Regions from separate parts of the Mus musculus genome. Here region 2 is linked to region 1. A link is a loop called in an ENCODE intact Hi-C map of the cell type or tissue named here. Cell type or tissue: left cerebral cortex. All regions are shown on one strand.

The links. Peaks named below come from ENCODE experiments on the same cell type or tissue, not always from the same donor. Only the 100,000 strongest peaks of a DNase experiment are listed, where the experiment ranks them.
Region 2: it touches region 1 in a loop (7-fold over the local background); 18 of 42 quality-filtered maps call a loop at or near these places.

Annotation. Positions count from the first base shown.
Region 1 is chr5:3,150,096-3,152,595 of GRCm38, reverse strand. No RefSeq gene overlaps it. Among named protein-coding and RNA genes, the nearest start is that of Gm36548, 120 kb to the left of the region's middle. In left cerebral cortex, no CTCF peak of the experiment used is centred here; DNase peaks (open chromatin) are centred at 298 and 1,197; H3K4me3 peaks cover 434 bases; H3K27ac peaks cover 312 bases.
Region 2 is chr5:3,515,917-3,518,416 of GRCm38, reverse strand. All of the region lies in intron 6 of Cdk6 (cyclin-dependent kinase 6), which reads right to left. Among named protein-coding and RNA genes, the nearest start is that of Fam133b, 27 kb to the left of the region's middle. In left cerebral cortex, a CTCF peak has its summit at 1,487; a DNase peak (open chromatin) is centred at 1,556.

The DNA.
Region 1 (2,500 bases):
CTTGAGAGGCCCAGCAAGTTTGTCCCCAGGCAGGCCAAGCAGAGGTGCGGGAACATAAAACACATTCCAGCGGTTGGCATCTGGGCGAGCAGCTGCCAAGCACAGTCAGCGTGTGGCCGCGGGGACTACGGAGGCAGAGCCCACACCAGCACCGCCCTCGGAGAGCTGGCTGCATGCAGGCTTGGCTCTGCAGGCTCCATCTGCTCTCCCCACAACCCTGCCACCCCGCCCAGAGCATCAGTCTTATCTCAAAAGTTTGGGAAGTGTGCCCAGGGGGTTGGCATCTTTTTGTGGGGCAAGTGCGTGGTGTGCAGCTTTGGCACTCCGGATCTCGGGAGAGGAGGTGGTGCGGTGGGGAGAGTATTTCACATACCGCGGTGACTATGACTCAGGGAGAAGGGAAACCCCAGAATTACCACAAAGCCATCCAAATCCAGGCTTGGCCTCACCAGTCAGCTAAGAGCGATTCTGTTTCATCTGGTTTCAGGGCGGGTGTTTGTGTCTGTGTATACGTATGCATATTTCTGAGAATGAATTCTTCTCCCGGTTTTCTTCTTTGAAAATAGATTGCGGGTTGGGGGCAGGGAGCTCGTAATGCCTATTAGAACTTCAAGAGATTGGTTTTCACAGGACAGCGCTTCAGAAAGGAGTCCCTGAAATTATCTGGTAGCCGCTTCTCAGCGACATTTTCTGTGGATTCACTTTAACATTTCAGTCCTTTTGAAAGCTACTATGGTTAAATTAACCAAAATCGAAATTTAAAAAAAAGTTCCTAGATTCTTCCAGGCCTACTTCACATCATCAAATCAGGCCCCGCTGGAGGTCCCATTAAAATGGCAGCTCCCACTGAGAGAGAGACAAAAGCCCCTCACTGAATGGGGATGCTGGAATAGTGATGGACTTTCAGAACAGCTTTTTTTTTTAATCCATCAAAAAAAAAGTTACCTCTGCATCGACTGTGAGAGAGTATTTATTTAGCTCTCCACACTGTGGGAAATGAAGGCTGTCTCCCTGATAAGGACACCAGCCTTTCTTGGGAGAGGAGAGAAATAGGAAGCTGTAACATGGCTGAACAAATTCCTCCTTGCAACAGAAATCGTGGGATGTTTCAGATGTGAACAGCTAAATTTTGGTGTGGTTTGGGACAAATTAATATGACTCAAATCTCACCTCACACCGGAGGCTGCTTCTAAGGAAGGGGGTGGGATGAATGCATTCATGTTCCTCAAAGTTCTGGCCAACGCTGTCTCCATTAAATTTAAATGTGGCTCCCTCTTCCCCCCCCCCCTCCACAAGAAAGTGATTTAAAAAGAAATGGGGACACCGAGAACAAACTAAAAATATATCTAAACAGCTTAGCTGTGTGCCAAGAAGGCTCAACACATGACTATGTGATATCCTAGGCTACATGAATGGTGTTTTTTTTCTTTTGTTTGCTTGTTTTGTTTTGTTTTATGTGACAAACTAAAATCTCCTGACCTTTGATTTGAGGCTAACTATGTTAGCATGTTCAGTGTTCCCCAGTGCTTCCCATGCAGTCCCAACAGCTGTTATTTCAATTATGCAGGCCTAAGGACTCACAAGAAAGTATTGTCTGATGTTCCAGATGATGGCCTGCACTGTCATCTTAATCTATGAACAAGCCCGGCCCAGGGGGGATGCTTAGTTTGTAGCAGGGAAGGTCAATTACATTCTCATTAAATTGAACACGGATGGCATCCTGTGGAGGATTAAAGTTCTTGGCTGTTATGAAATTGCCTAATTATCACTACTACATTCGGAAGCAGAAGCTACTGTCAACGTTGGGAACATACTTGTGATTTAAGAAGCATGTGCATGCTGCTCAGAAGGACCTAGTGGGAAAGATGACTTTCCAGTAATCAATACTAGAAATAAGTTTTTGTTGGCCTTAAAACACAACCTATGATTATTCTTCTGCTGACTTAACATCCATAACCGTACTGGGTTTGGCAACCATTAAAACGTTATTACCTTCCTTCAGCCACTGTTCATCTGGAGACGTCCCTCCCTTCCCCCAAAACAAACAAACAAACAAACAACCCCAAAAAGCAAGTTGTTAGGCACTTTGAGGTAGGTGTCTCTTTTGAGAGGCCAAAGGATACCCAACCAATTTGGGAGGAACCCAGGACCCAGGTTCATTTCTCCCCCGACTGCAGACCACTGTATGATGCTGTTATCTCCAGAGTCTGTACTGCCTTGGCAATCGGTCTCATGACATTCTAATCTACTTCACTGAGCCAAAGCTTTTAAAAGTCGATTTAAAACTTTATTTATTCAGTTGCACATGCATGGCTTAAACACCACCAAATGCATCCTGGAGTTGGACATGAGACATGACATCCCTGAGCAGTAAATCCCTTGAATGAGTACATTTTCTTCCCCTGTGGGTGTCTTCTTCTTGGCCATTGTCTGTCTTCTTTTCATGCCTGTCAGGCGGTGGCCATGACTGTGCAGTTATAAAGGTCAGTGGCCCAGCAGA
Region 2 (2,500 bases), 370 kb before region 1:
AGACAAAATCACAGTTGAGCGGACAGGATATATGGTGACCTAGATAATGATCCAAACTATTTTAACCCTAACTAGAAATGGCGCTGGCCTGAATTAAGGTTCTGTTCTGACTTCCTGACGCGCAGGCCTAGAAAGCGTGGTCACAAGCATCTTTTAGGAAAGGAGGTGGTAAATGTCACAGGATAATATAATGTGACAGGTAAATGTCACAGGGCTTTATCACTGTTCCCTTCCCTTTACAGAGCCCAGGTCACAGACCTCCCTGGAAAGAGCAGCTTCGCCATCACCCACGCACATGCCCCTGGGTGCCGAGGCAAGACACTAACTCTGTCCCCACTGGGCATCTGCAGAGAGTTACATTACTCAGGCATACAAAGACTCATGGATAGACTTCCTGGAATCATTGAGCAAAATCATGACTTGGGCATCATATAAGTGTGCTCAATAGCCAGGTCTATAGTGGGTAATGAAGGGGTAAAAATGTTGTCATAATCACGAAAAGTAACATGGGGATGGGTTTGGGTAGTATGGGATATGGCTGACAAACAGTTTGAAATGTGTGCCCTTTTGTACAAGGACTTTAGTACATCCTCATTATCAGCCCCTTAGGAACGGATTGTAATCATGCTTAGACTTTAAATCACTTTATTGACAGACAGCATCTTTTCTTTTGAGATAGTGTTTCACTAGGTATCCCAGGCTGGTCTCCAACTGAAAATCCTCCTGTCTCAGCCTCCTGAGTGTTATTAGTAGCTTTGAACATACTTGCTGATTTGAAACCTTATGAATACAGCAGTCAGAAGCCAGACGCTTTCAGGGAAACAGTCTGTCTGCCAGTCTGATATGTAAATACATATTAACCACACCTAATGCATGGATACATATCACACACATACACACATACACAAATACATACGAATAAAACTTAGAGCCTGTTGTCTTCTCCATCTCCTGTAAAAAGCTGTGAGAGACACATAGGTCAGGTGTGCCACCTCACTGTAGGGATGGAAGACAAAATGAGGAAGGAGAATGCCTGCCCAGGTCACACACTGTGCGGACAGCCTCGGTTCTCCTCACTCCATGTTCAGCATCTTTTTTTTTATACCTCCACTTAACTATGATACTGGTCTTAGAAAACGCTCTAAATGTCATGGCCTAACTGCTTTCCTTCTGAAGCACTCAATGCTCTCTGAAAGTAGAAATGTGTCTACAGCTTACCTTGTTAAGAGTCTGAGACTATGACTTTCCTTAGGAAAAAAAAAATCAGCTTCCTGTCCAATAAGGACTGTCATGGCCCTTAATGAGCATAATGAAATCATGACAGGTTCATTCGATAAGGCCTGCATCATAATTCTCTATTTGGACGGTTGGATAGAATCTGTAACCGTTCACTGTTTACACGGGGAAGAACTACAGGGCACAGACTGTAAAATGGCTGTGGTGGAAATAATGAAGTGGGTTAGCAGTGACACTAGGGTGCAGCATTGTCCTTTTCCCGTTGAGAGCACTGTTCAGAGAAATGAAACAAAGCCAGTATAATCTAAAGGCACCAAACATACAAGGCTTTCCAGCTGCTCTTCTGTTAGCTATGTGGGAGTGCCAGGCCTTGGCCAAAAGTCAAGCAGGCTTTCCCACGGAACAAGCAAAAAGTCCCTTCTGTCCTACTGCATTGGCTTTGTGGCAGTACACGTAATGCCACAGGTCCAGAGACTGGGTGCTGGAGGTGGCTAGGAATCCCACCAGGCATAAGAAATGGAGAGCAGATGATGGCCTCCAGGGCCCAGCAGGCACACACTACCAAGATCACCTTTTCACGCAACAGGGTAATACTAGAAAGTTTATGTTCCTGGGTCCTTCTTGAAGATCACATGCATACAGGACACGTTCCACAGTCTCAGAGTCCAGTGGTTAGCGACAGGAACTTTCCATGCATAGGCAGCCTAACAAAAGGCTAGGTGGACAAAGTGTCCACTTTACAGTATCACCAGGAGATGAGGTGCTGGTGACTGCCTAGGACCTGGGAAGTCACCAGACCATACCAGATCAGTTCCTGAAAGAACCTCAGCTTTGGGGTGATTCCAGGTTTGAGGCAATCACATTTAAATAGGAAAATTCTGTAGGGGCACTATTTGGACACGGGTAGAGGGAAGGGGTCTTATAGATTTAAAATTCCATAAAAAGTACTTGTGCTTGAGATTCATAAAAGTGTTAACAGTGGTGATTTTTAGCCAGGACCCTATCTCTTTCCATTTTCCCTTTCTTGGGGTGGGACTCAGCAAAAGGATGCCACACAGCACGCCTTGTGAGAAGGCCCAGTTACATTCTAGTGACACGAAAAGCGTGCACAAACATGCAGGTATGAATGAAATTTGCAAATCACCGGAGAGCGATGGAGCAATGCATGAGCTGGAGACAGGCGGCACGGAGAAACTGGAGTCCCTTCCATCGCTCAGGGGGGAAAGTTAACGAAGAAAAGGGTTAAGTTAGCAATTGGGAGCTG